2 separate regions of the Homo sapiens genome follow, and region 1 is linked to region 2. Evidence: read pairs that join two places in POLR2A ChIA-PET (ENCODE). Cell type or tissue: GM12878. All regions are shown on one strand. Links, peaks and the distances in the headings refer to the core of each region. The heading gives the core; the rest is flanking DNA.

Region 1 (6,987 bases), core at 903-5,902, 170 kb after region 2:
GTATATCCTCTTTAAACATAGTGATGAGACTCAGTGTTGGAGGCAGATTTCCTGTGAGGAAGTGGCTTCATTTGTGATACAGTGTAGAATCCATAATGGGTTTGAAATACGTTTTCTGTGTTTGGATATTATAAATATATAAAATATAAATGCCTTTCCCCACCACTGTTTTTGGCCAGTTAACATTTCCTTAAAGCACGATGGGGAGGCAGAAAGCAGTGAGTTTTGTGTCAGAAAGAAGTATAACATACTGCATTTTGTTGAGAGTTAAAAGCCATTAGTAATTGATTGGCTCAGAAATTCTGCTTTAGTAAGAAACATTATTGCCCAATGGAGCTCGATCCATTTCAGCATTCTTAGTTTTTAAAAATATGGCAAGGTATGGATCGTTGCTTAAAGCCAATTTTAAAGTTCTATCATCAGGCTTATATATTCAAGTTGATTTAACATCTGAAGGAAAATTTGGATGCTTCAGTTACCATATGTCAATGAAAGATTTCAATGGTTTCTTTCTAGGTGTGAAATTATTTGGTTCCCTGACATGGTACTGGAAAGTGGGAGAGAGGGTTAAATTTAGATGAAAAGAACTGTGAAACCAAATCCATCCTACTTTCATTGTTGTATGATGGATAATAAATTGACTTGGACAAACTTTTAGTGGATTAAACACTAAAATTCGACTGTATATAGAAGAATATCCTGAAATTTACTGACTAGATTAGAAAACTTAATTAGCAGAAAATTATATCTAAACAGGAACTTGTGGCATGGATTTTTTGTTGTTTGAAAAGGTGAGAACATTACATTTATTTTTTTATACTGTGCTGGATTCTGGAATTTAAAAAATGAAAACAGAAAATTCACTAGTATTGACTACATAGTTTTGTTTTATTTTACTTAATTGACAAAAGGTTTTCATTTAAACTCTTATTTTGCTGAAAGGGTATCAAAACTGTCTTCAGTTTCTCCAGAGCCTGATTGAAGATATTTCTGTGAATTACTCAGAAATGCTGAGATGCAATTTTATATGCTGGATAATAATGAAAAGGGGCTGATGACACCTAAGCATTAAAAGACATTGTCATAACCTTTTTTCATTCCTCCAGCGTTTAAACCTTCAACACAAACTAATTAGGCAGTAAGCACTTTGTTTCAGAATCTTTCCCATAATTAGTCACTTTACTTGACTGATTTTTTTAAGTGAGGGAACTAATTTCTTGTTAGTAGTAAGCGTTCATTATTTCCGTATTTTCTGTATGCTTAACGTTAGAATTTATAGTAAAAGAATATGTAAAACAAAGATACCATTTTTGTTTCCAACATATTTGTATCTAAGGATTATCATCTTGGGGTTTGCAGGCAAATGCCAGTAAAGTTAGAATAGGAATCTTTTTTTTTTTTTTTTGAGAGACAGGGTCTCACTTGTCACCTAGGCTGGAGTGCAGTGGCACAATCACTGCTCACTGAAGCCTTGACCTCCCAGACTTAAGTGATCCTCCCACCTCAGCTGCTCAGAGTAGCTCAGACTACAGGTACAAGCCACGGCTCCTGGCTAATTTTTAATTTTTTTGTAGAGATGGGATTTCACTGTGTTGCCTAGGCTGGTCTTGAACTCCTAGGCTCAGGCAATCCTCCCACCTTGGCCTCCCGAAGTGCTAGAATTATAGGCATGAGCCCCCCACTGCATCTGGCAATAGGAATCTTTATAAATGATTTCAGCTAATTAATATTCCTTTGAAATTTAGACCTTATTTGAGTATCAGTTTTATACTTTGGACATATAAAATAAATTGGATAGATTTGCTTTTCATATAAAAGATAATCACTTTGGGAGGCCAGCGCGACGGATCACGAGGTCAGGAGTTTGAGACCAGCTTGGCCAATATGGTGAAACCCTGTCTCTACTAAAAATACAGAAATTAGCCCGGTCTGGTGGCGGGCACCTGTAGTCCCAGCTACTCTGGAGGCCGAGGCAGGATAATCGCTTGAACCTGGGAGGCGGAGGTTGCAGGGAGGGGAGATCGCGCCACTGCACTCTAGCTTGGGTGACAGAATGAGACTCCATCTCAAAAGAAAAAAAAAGATATATGGTTGCCAGATAAATTATTTTTTAAACTATTGAGCAAACTAAGTTGCATTTCTCTGTTGTTACCAGAATTCACCCTTCTCTTGGCAATTTGCCTTTAATAAAATGCTTTAGAATAGATGTTTGTCTTCAAGTTTGCAATTCCTGTGCCCAAACCACTGTGTTAAACCAAATTGTTAATGAAAGACCTTTTTTTCTGAGCTGCCATAGGTTGAAGTTCCCACATTTCTTATACCACTGGAAGTGAAAATATTATATATGTCGGTGAACAACTGTCTCCCTGGGACATACGTTTCTTGGTAGGATTACACACCCATCTTGAAAACTGAGTTTTGTTTATAGTCTATCTCAATGGTAGAGGGAAGGCTGGAGACTTCTGTGAGGACTAAAGGAAACAATCTAGGATGACAGTAGCAGTAGGATTTTCCTAGGGTATCATTATGCAAATAATGCATGTGTGTGTGTGCATGCATACATACATATACAACCCACATATATGTACACATATACACAGGCATATACAGATCCTCCTTGACTTATGATGGGGTTAGAATTTGATAAATTCATTGTAAGTTGAAAATACCAATATCAACTTGTGAAGGGCTTATCCAGACATAACTTTATTATTAAGTGGAGGAGTGTACTGAATGAGTATTGCTTTTGCACCATTGTGAAGTTGACAAATCTAAGACCATCATAAGTCAGGGACCATCTGTATACACAAATACACGTAAACACACATGTATTTTTTTTTTTTTTTTGAGACAAAAGTCTTGCTCTGTCGGCCAGGCTGGAGTGCAGTGGCACCATCTTAAGAAGCTTGCTGCAGCCTCTGTCTCCCAGACTCAAGTGATTCTACTGCCTCAGACTTCCAAGTAGCTGGGATTACAGGCATGTGCTACCACACCAGGCTAATTTTTAGTAGAGATGGGGTTTCACCATGTTGGCCAGGCTGGTCTTGAACTCCTGACCTCAGGTAATTCACCTACCTCAGCCTCCAAAAGTGCTGGGATTACAGGTATGAGCCAATGTGCTGGGTCACATGTATGTATTTTTGGTGCCAAGTTACACACCTGTTGCACCCGTCCTATCTGATTTTGTTTGATAATGTTGAGCTGTTTGGCTTCCTTAAAGACCTGGCCAGATGCAGTGTCTCATGCCTGTAATTCCAGAACTTTGGGAGGACAAGGTGGGTGGATCACTTGAGGTCAGGAGTTTGAGACCAGCCTGAACAATATGGTGAAACCCAATCTCTACTAAAAATACAAAAATTAGCCAGGCATGGTGGTGCATGCCTGTGGTCCCAGCTACTTGGGAGGCTGAGGCAGGAGTATTGCTTGAACCCGCGAGGCAGAGGTTGCAGTGAGCTGAGATCGCACCACTGCACTCCATCCTGGGTGACGGAGCAAGACTCCGTCTCAAACACACACACACACACACACACACACACACACACACACACGAAAAAAACCTTACTACTCTAGCCAAGATGATTATTTTTGCAGAGCCTGAATTCTTCCTTATCTTACCCAAAAACTCCCTGCTGTGGTAGTGCCTTTCTGTAATACTGTTGAATCAGGTAAAGATTTCTTTCTGGTCACCTGGAAACAACTCTGGTTTGAAACTTATACAAATAGTAAGTTTCATTTCAAAATATTCAGCCAGTAAATGTTTAAAAAAGAAACAAAAATCTCTGCTCTTTTATTATATAGTTAAGAAGTTTTTAAAAATAAAATATGCCTAAGAATAGTTTTTCCATTCTTAAAAGTGTCATAGTGAGTATATAATAGTGTTACATAATTATTGATGATAAGAACTTTAGAGCAAACGAAAAACAATTGAAATTATACAGTACAGAAATAGGGACATATCTTCATTTCTTTAAATGTACTATCCATAAGGAAACTGGTAGAGAATGGAGAGCCTTCAGTAATTTATTTTTTCCAAACTTCTAAGCTTAGGCTCATATAAACAAGTCTTAATATCCTAATCCAGAACTCAGTGACAAGTTGGTTTTGGTGACCGAACGTTTCTTGTGGCTTTGTTCAACAACTCCAGTATCTCTTGGCTTAGAACAGTGATGAGTTTTTTAACCTATCCTGCTACTGCTGCTCTTAGTTCTCAAAAATTGAATGTAAAACACTTTAGCTCAATGATAATATTTCTTGAGATACTTGTTTTCTGTTGTTTTCATTATAGCTTTTGAGGAACTTGAAAAAGCTTTGAGTACAGCCCAAAAAACAGAGGAAGCACGGAGAAAACTGAAGGCAGAAATGGATGAACAAATAAAAACTATCGAAAAAACAAGTGAGGAGGAACGCATCAGTCTTCAACAGGAATTAAGTCGGGTGAAACAGGAGGTTGTTGATGTAATGAAAGTAAGAATAATTCTGTAATGAAATGGGCTACAACAAATTTGAAATTTAAGTGTATTTTTCCTTACACTCTTTGACTGTAAAGAAGAGTTTGTTTGTATTTTAGACATTGACTGTTTTCTGATATTCAGGTTGTAAAATTTTTGATAGATAAATGCATTTAATACTTAGGTAATTCTTTGGAACCTTTTAAGCTTTGCTTTCTCTCCAGTGGACTATGTTATAAACTGAGATGTGCCTTAACTGTTCTGTGGCTCCCCGACTCTTAGGCACCTTGAAGATAGGCTACTTAGCTGCTTCAGTAGTATATCCTCCAGAGAACTTGGCCAAGAAGGTACTTGCCTAATGTGTGTTGAGGGAATGAGGGAGTAAGTGACTGAGGGGCTAGATTGTTTAAATGTTTTAAAGGATCATTGTTACTTAATGTTCTGATTACTCTTAATATAGATAGACCTCACTTTAAAAGTTAGCTTTTTGGAAAGATCTCTTAGAAATTAATGAATTTTTAAAATCCCATAGATTTTCAATTTTTCAGAAATATGAACATGTCATCATCATGGCCCCTCCCTGCTCCCAGCTTCCTTCCTCACCCATTTTTTTCTGCTTTTTTTTTTTTTTGCTTGTTTTTCCTCCTGTCATGTTTGCCTTTCTTGCCACTTTGCTCATTTTATCCTATTTCTTTACTGACTCCCCATTTATATTCTTGATATTTGATTATGGCCACTAAAATGGCTTAAGATAAATTATAGATCTGAATAGATGAGGCTTGGATTTCAGAGTTTCAATATGCATTTCTATAACTCATGGTAAGGTTTCTGTGCTTTTACTTATGAGTGCATAACAGGCATTGAGGGGGGCAAATTATATTTCTTTCATTTTCTTCTTCCTGCTGAACTATAGGTAATTTGCAAAGCAGAAATTATTTGTGGCCAATTATTGGATATATAAGACCTTAACTATAACTGCCTGACTATATTTTAAGTTTTAAAATAGTCATATGATGTGATAAGTAATGTTATCATGGACTCCAACAACTTAAAAATAATGTATTATTTTGAAAGGTGATAATATAGACATATGGTATAAAAATCAGAAGATATGAAGTATGTAGTGAAAAGATTCCCATTTTCCCAAAGAAAAGTGGTATTTTCCTTTTTGAGTATATTTCCCAGAGATAGCCTGTGTATATAATTTCTCTTCTCTGATTTTTTTTTCTTTTCCTTATAGATGGATTTATTAGGCTTTCCTTTAAATGGTATCTGAATTTTTTTTTTTTAACTTAAAAACCACATGGACAATCCTGACATCGTTTTTAAAAATTCAGTTTTTTCTTTTTTTAAACACAAAAGACAGCATGTTATATAGAATGTTCTATATTTTGCTTTTCCACTTAATAATCTTTCTAGGAGATTGTTCCTTAGCCATTGGTAGTTGATAATTCATAGTGATACCCCATTTATTTTAAAGGCTGCTCAAGATTCTATTGTATGAATGTCCTGTAATTTAATCAGTTTCCTATTGATAGATATTTAGATTGTTTTCAGTTTTTGCTATTGCAAGTTATGAATTTTTTTTCTTTTTCTTTCTTTTTTTGAGACAGAGTCTTGCTCTGTCACCAGGCTGGAGTGCAATCTTGTGATCTCGGTTCACTGCATCCTCCGCCCCCCACGTTCAAGCAATTCTCCTGCCTCAGCCTCCTGAGTAGCTGGGATTACAGGCGTGTGCCATCACGCCTGGCTAGTTTTTGTATTTTTAGTAGAGATGGGGTTTCTCCATGTTGGCCAGGCTGGTCTTGAACTCCTGATCTCAGGTGATCCACCTGCCTTGGCCTCCCAAATTGTTGGGATTACAGGCGTGAGCCACTGTGCCTGGCCTGTGAATATTCTTATCCATACTTGTTCACATTTGTATTTATTTAGGGTAGATGCCTAGAAGTGGAATATTAACTCAAGCAAAGATTACATGTATTTTTAATTGTTGCCTAGTTGCTGTGAGGTCTGTGGAAGACAATTTATACCCTGACAAGCAATGTATTAGAATATATTTCCCCCCAATAAAGATGGCATTATCTAACTTTATCTTTCCAAGTTTATGTTAAAAAAATTAATATATATAACTCTTAGCAGTATGATAAATATTTTTTTCTATTTATTTGGCGAAATCCTTGACTCACTTTTCTATTGGGCTGTTGGTCTTTTATGGATTTGTAGAAGCTCTTTGTTTATAGTGAGAATTAGGCCTTTGCACATACGTCCTTTTAGCCAAATAATTTTCTCAGTTTGTTATTTGTTGACTTTATTTACAACTTGTTTTCGTAGAAAATTTTTTTTTTCCTTGTAGTTGAATTTATAAGGCTTTTCTTTAAATGCTATGTGGATTTTTTTTTTTAATTTAAAAACACATGTTCGGTCCTGAGATCAGTTTTTAAAAATTTGATTTTTTCTTCTGGCACTTTTATGGTTTCATTTTTTTTTTACTGTTAACATCTTTGATCCAACTGAAACTTATTTAGTGTAAGGAGTGAGG
Region 2 (6,987 bases), core at 1,105-6,104:
AAATAAACACTTACATTTCTAACATCTATCTTGTCAGCACCAAAACCAGAGTGAATAAAATCAGTCTCATTTTCCCCCAGTCAACAGGCTTTGCTTCCTTATTTTCCAGTTTCCATTAATGGAATCTTGTCACTCTTGTTCAAACCCAAGGTCTGACGACCTCCTACTTCCTTAACAAATCTTCCTTTACAATATCCCTTGAATCCATCCTCTCCATCTACTCCAACAGACTCCCTCTACTTCCAAATAGGCTCTTTGTACTTTCACTTATAATACATCAAGTTTTCTAATCCTAACTTCAGTTTCTCCATCTCAACTCTATCCCCATCCGTACTATTCCATCGTGGAATTAATTTACCTGAAGCAATTTACCTGAAACAAGGAACAAGTGAGGTAAAAATGTCTCAAAGTAAAACGTGATTAGCTATATTCTGTGATGCCCAATACCCAAAGCATTCTTAAACTTTCTGATATTTAAATTTGGATTTTGTTACTGCTTCAGTTAAATAAACAGAGGGGAACAGGCTAAAATAAACTTGTTGTGGCTCATGGTGGCATTCCAAATCAGAGACTCATGTGAGGCCAATCAATCGTATTCTAAATTTTCCATCCATCCAATGGGTCTACAAGTAGGAGGAACCTATTCAATGGGCTAGGCAGTGCTGTTTCCCTAAAATAAAATCCATAAATTGAATTTCACTTGAGACTGCTATCTGAGAGGAGGAAAAGGGTATGTATATTTAAGTACTGTATCTAATGAACCACAAATAAGTGTATTTCTTCAGGATGTAGGTACTTTAAGTATATAGTAGTTCCCCCTTATCCAAGTAAGTTCCAAGTCCCCCCGGAGATGCCTGAAACTGCAGATAGTACCAAACCCTATCCCACTGTCATCAATCAGAACATGTTTCTGTTCATGTCTTCCACTCAGAAATCTAGTCTTTTCCATCATAATATACTTATCACACACACTGGCTATAACTTCTGTGGTTTGAGATGCAGTAGGAAAACTAACACAGATTTTTCTTTTCTTTCTTCACAATTTCATGAATAGAAGATGTGTTCATACCACAGATCTTAGCAACCTCAGCACACAATTTTTTTCCTTACTAAGTTGAGAACTTTCACCTTTTCACTTAAAGAAAGAATTTTATGGCTTCTCTTTGGCATATCCAAACTGCCAGAGTCACTCTTGCTCTTTGGGGTCATTATTAAATAAACTAAAGGTTACTCAAACACAAACAATGTGATACCATGACAGTCAACCTGATAACAGAGCCGGCTCCTGTGAGACTATCTAGCAGGTAGCATACACTGTGTGGATACACTAGACAAAGGGATGATTTATGTCCTGTGCAGGATGATGTGAGATTTAATCATGCTACTCAGAACACTGCACGATTTAAACAAAAATAAACAAACTGTTTATTTCTGAAATTTTCCATTTAATATTTTCAAACTGTGGTCAAACATAAGTAACTGAAACCTCAGAAAGCAAAATCACATGAAGGAGAGGCTCTGCACAATGAACCATACAAGGTTTTTAAAAACAAAATGGGTACCAATCAATGTGTAGCCTATTTAAAAAACAACAACAAAACAGGAAGGTATTTCCAAGATATATAATGTAAATGATCTGAATTATCAATGGAAAAAGTTTCTCTGCAAGACCTTATCAGTTCAGCACTTCTTTCATTATTCCAGTTCTGACACTTTTAGTATTTCCCCTCCTGTGCCAATGTTTTCATGACAGAAGGCATTTTAAGGTCTGAAGAAGGCATTCGCTTCACACCCTCCAAAGCCACTAACAGACTTCCCAGTCTTCCCTTCTTTCTTACTTTCCCTGTGGTTCTACTGAAGAGCTGCCTCTTCTGTTGTTGAAAGTCAAACCCTCCCAAGCCCCGTCACACACACTCACACACATACACACCCTCCATTTTATGATGTCCTCCCCAGGACTTTGTCCCAACTATCTGATCTCTCTTCTGGGTCTTTGCTCTCTACTTCTATTGGTTCACTCTCTTCATCATAACTAGGTTCAAAGTCTCTCTGATCTTTAAAAGGCAAGCAAAAAATCTCACCCTGGTCCAATTCTACCCTATCTTCTCTTTACAGCTAAGCTTTCTCACACCTCCCTCTTCACTTCTCACTCTCTTCAAATGACTGCAATCTGGCTTCTGCTCATATCACCTTATTGAAATTGTTCATCACAAAAGTCACTAATGACCTCTAACTACCAAACCCAATAGAATTTTTCTATTCTTATCTCATCTGTCTTTTCTGGACTTTCAATATCACTAAACACATATTCTTTCTTAAAACTCTCATCTCTTAGCTTTCTCCAATACTAGTGTCTCCTGGTTTTCCTCTTTATTCTCTCATCTCTCTCCTTCAGCATCCTTCATAAGCACATTTTTCCCTGCTAGCATCTTAAATGTTAATATAACCAAAGTTTTCAAGCTTCACCTCTTGCTCTTTTCATTCTATATTCTCTCCTGGGCCATACTGTTAGTCTGTAAATCTCTATGCCCAAGCTAGAATTTTCTCCCACAATCCTGATCCAACTTGCTATTAAAAATTGAAGCTGTGCTCGCTATGGCAGCACATATACTAAAATTGGAAAGATACAGAGATTAGCATGGCCTCTGTGCAAGGATGATATACAAATTTGTGAAGCATCTTTATTTATTTATTCATTCATGTATTTATTTATTGAGGCCGGACACAGTGGCTCATGCCTGTAGTCCTAGCACTTTGAGAGGCAGGCAGATGACTTGAGCTCAGGAGTTCAAGGCCAGCCTGGGCAACATGGGAAAACCCCGTCTCTACTAAAAACAAAAATTAGCCGGGCGTGGTAGCGCAAGATCATGCCACAGTGCTCTAATCTGGGAGACAGAATGAGATTCTGTCTCCAAAAAAAAAAAAAAACTGAGGCTCTCCCACTAGAACTCAGACTTAATACAACCTTAATTTAATTTATAATCATTCCCTTAATCTTCCTCTTCTTTTTTATATTCCCCATCAACTACCCCATTACCCAAAATATGAAACAAAGACTCATCATAAGGGTCCTTCCTCTTTTCTATCCTCCCTCCATATTCAGTTGCTAAGTCTCAACTACTTTGCTCCCATCAAGATTCTCTTTACTATTTCTTCTATCCAGACCTTCCTCTTTATTCCTATTGTCATTGTCTTATTTTAGGTTCTCATCATCTTTCACTAAGATAACTACAACAGCTTCGTGACCAGCCTAGGCAACAAAGCAAACCCCCATCTCTACAAAAAATACAAAAATTAGCTGGGTGTCGTGGTACATGCCTGTAGTCCCAAAACCCAAGAAGCAGAGGTTGCAGTGAGCTAAGATTGCACCACTGCACTATAGCCTGGGCAACAGAGCAAGACCCTGTTTCAAAAAATAAATGGAAAACTATAACAGCTTCCTGTTTTCTGCCTTCTACCTTCTACCACTCACTCTCCACTGGGTGGCTAAAGCAATTATACTGTAATTCAAATCTGAAAAAGGATTTACCCTTTAATGGCTCCCCACAGCTTTGAAAATCAAATGTAAATTCCTCAGCACACAAATCCTTTCATGATTGGTCCCTATTTCCTCCCTAACATCACCTCCTCCCATTCCCTAGCCCCTCTCCAGCTATACTGAACTACTTACTATTCTGGCAGTTTCCCACCATAGTGCTAGCTGTTTTACACCCCGGTGTCTATAGAGCTCTTAGAAGGCAATATACAAAAACCCATTAAACAAGGCTGTTTATGGTGATACATATTAAACCTTTTTTTTGAAACCAAACATTTATTTCGCATTTGATTTCATTGGTTCAAATGTTTAAAAGCTGGAGTAAATCCACCTGTCTTTCTTCTGGGCTCTTCCTCCAATGTGTGTTAATCTGGCCAAGTATGGCATATGCTGTTGCTGAATCCTGGTCCTCTAAGGCCTAAGAGGCTCATCCCCAGGCAGGGCCCGGAGTCAAAGCAAATGCAGAAGGCGGCCACAGGTACAGTCTCAGTAGCATCAGACATTGTTTGGGCTGATTCCTGAGTATCTATCCTGTCCCTCAGGACAGCCAGGGTTTGGCACTCTAAGTAGCTACTGGCTCACGATCATAAGATCACTGCAAGAACACCAACCCCAGCAGGTCCCAGCTCCAGCCAGTTTCCTCTGGGCAGCATGTGAGAATGGGCTTCCTGCCTTTTTGTTTGTTTGTTTTTATTTTTATCATCCAGATCTAGTTTCAAAGAGCTCCAAAATGTCCTTGCCACATGTGGACCTGAGAGCAAGAGATGACTTTTCAGAGCCATATTCTTGTTGCATTTGGACAAAATGAATAATGCCTTTCATAGTTTCTTTGTATTTCTCTTCAATAGGTGGTTGACCCAACATTTTTCCTACTTTTTTTTTTTTTTTTTTTTGAGACAGGGTCTCACTCTGTTGCCCAGGGCATGATCCCAGCTCATCACAGCCTCAACCTCCCTGGGCTCAGGCAATCCTCCCACCTCAGCCTCCTGAGTAGCTGGAACTACAAGCACGTGTCACCATGCCTGGCTAATTTTTGTATTTTTTGTAGAGACAGGGTTTCACCATGTTGCCCCAGCCAGCTGGTCTCAACTCCGGGGCTCACACAATCCGCCCACCTCGGCCTCTGGTCCCAAAGTGCTAGAATTACAAGCGTGAGCTACCATGCTCGGCCAACCCAACGTCTTTGCCCTATACAATGAAAATACAAAATACAAAATGAGAACACAAAAAATAAAGCATTACATTGTAAAAATTTAATTTAATTGGTCCAAAATATACTTAAATAAAATATGCATTTCAATAAAAATGTCTACAGTGAAAGACTTTATGCATTCTGGGAAACTTCATAACATGTAGATAGGGCCAACATTCACAGAGGATAAGGGCATTTGTATCCAATCACAATTTGTAGCAGGTTTCTTATTCCAATCTGCAAGTTACACTGAACACATCATGAGCATCACTTCGGGAGAAAACCAATTTTGTTGGGGAAAAGAATAAGAAAGCTCCAGCCTCAATTTTGAGTTCATTACAACTTCTCAAGAGTATCACCAACAGCCTAAACAGTACGAGTTCAAAAAAGTAAACATGTTAAGGTGATATAGTTTAGATGTCTCTTCCAAATATCATGTTGAGATGTAATCCCCAGTGTTGGAGGTGAGGCCTGGTGGGAGGTATTTGGGTCATCGGGGTGGATCCCTCACGACGTGGTGCTTTCAACACAACAGTAAGTTCTCGTGAGATCTGGCTGTCCCCCTTGCGCTCTCGTTTCCACTCTCGCCATATGATGTGCCTGCTCCTGCTTCACCTTCCACCATGAGTAAAAGCTCCCTGAGGCCTCCCCAGAAGCCAAGTAGATGCCAGTGCCATGCTTCTACAGCCTGCCAAACCATAAGCCAATTAAACCTCTTTTCTTTATAAATCACCCAGTCTTGGGCATTTATAGCAATGCAAGAACAGCCTAAAACATAAGACAAGCAGATAACTCTTTAGAAACCTAAATACGTTTTCTTGCTGTCTTTATGTTGAATTCTCCATCTACAACGGGCAGTCATGAAGATGGTCTTCGTCAGGACAACATGGTCACAGGACTGGGACAATCCAGGGGAATGAGAGGGAGAGTCAGGGGACAGGGGAGAGAAGGCAATGCCTCTTGCTGCTTTTTCACATTAGAGACAAACTGTAACACACAGTCCATGGGCCTGCAATCTTCTCCTTTTATCATCTGGCATTAACACTTGATGTAGTCATCGACTTTATTCAAGAAGTCCTCCTTGTCCTACAAATGATGTTCTGCAGCTTCAACATTCAGTGGATCGTCAAAATTCAGAAGATTAGTAAACAAATAATTTAATCTCCAAATAACATCCTTTAATGATCTCGTGGGAGCCCAGCCAGTGCTGTCAATCGAATGTCCTCAGTAAACTTTAGACATATTTCCCCTATCTCTGATGTTAGGGTACCAGATCCTGGTCAGGCATTTCACTTTGGAAGGCACCACATTGTATGCATCAGGAAGTCCAGTTTCGAGCTGAAATTTTCCACCCTAGTAGTAACCCTCGTCTGGGGTTACAGTCAGCAGAAAGCAATGAAGCTTTTTAGATCAGGAAATACTCTTGACATGTACAAGGTAAATAAGCTCAAGCTCTGCAACCTCTTTAACAATCAACTTGTCTCTCACAGAACCCTCTGACTGGGGCCGGATGCTATGGCTGACGTCCCAGACCCTTCGAGACTGTCATCGCACTTCAGTTTGCTTACAGGTGTCAGCGCTACTCCTGCCTTTACCCTGGGCACCCCAAGACAGGTGAGGCAGGCCTGGCGCCCAACACCATGCCTGGCCTGGGCAGTGGTGGTGAGACACGGCCCCTCATAGCTACATCGACTCCAGGTGGCAGGTTCAGAAGTTATTAGAACTTTTAATACATGAACAAGAAGGACACATTTTTATTTTATCACACTGATTCCTTAATAGGAGGAAGGAGAGGGATAGGCCTGGGGAATGAAACAAAGGACCTTAAACTTGGTTTATATCTCTTTCTCCCTTCCTTTCTTCCTAACATTTTAAAGAAAAGATCTGAAACAACTGTGACAACATGTTAACATTTGTTAATGCTGGGTGTTGGACTCATGGATACTTATATTATTGCCAAAATCTTTCTGTATTTAATGTTTTTCAAAAACAAGCCAGGCATGGTAGTGGTGCCTGTAATCCCAGCTACTCGGGAGGCAAGGTGGGAGAATCACTTGAGCCTTGGAGTTCGAGTCCAGCTTGGGCAACCTAGCAAGACCTCATCTCAAAAACAAAACAAAACAAAATACTACAGTAGTACACGAAAACACACTCAAATGACTTTAAAAGAAGAAAATCCTCTAGCTTTAAAACTTTAGTATCACAGTGTTGATGGTGCTAAAACTGCTATTTTAAAGGAGGCAAATTTACAATTCATAAT

The links. Peaks named below come from ENCODE experiments on the same cell type or tissue, not always from the same donor. Only the 100,000 strongest peaks of a DNase experiment are listed, where the experiment ranks them.
Region 1: POLR2A ChIA-PET joins it to region 2 with 7 read pairs; 2 of 35 experiments call an interaction of 5 or more read pairs at or near these places.

Annotation. Positions count from the first base shown.
Region 1 is chr3:37,311,135-37,318,121 of GRCh38, forward strand. GOLGA4 (golgin A4) reads left to right here. Exons shown (of 24, transcript NM_002078.5): 11 at 4,286-4,464. Among named protein-coding and RNA genes, the nearest start is that of APRG1, 66 kb to the right of the region's middle. In GM12878, for the core only: no CTCF peak of the experiment used is centred there; no DNase peak of the experiment used is centred there.
Region 2 is chr3:37,137,741-37,144,727 of GRCh38, forward strand. The region is part of intron 2 of LRRFIP2 (LRR binding FLII interacting protein 2); the gene reads right to left. It also overlaps the pseudogene RNU6-1301P and the pseudogene UBE2FP1. Among named protein-coding and RNA genes, the nearest start is that of LRRFIP2, 33 kb to the right of the region's middle. In GM12878, for the core only: no CTCF peak of the experiment used is centred there; no DNase peak of the experiment used is centred there; H3K27ac peaks cover 474 bases.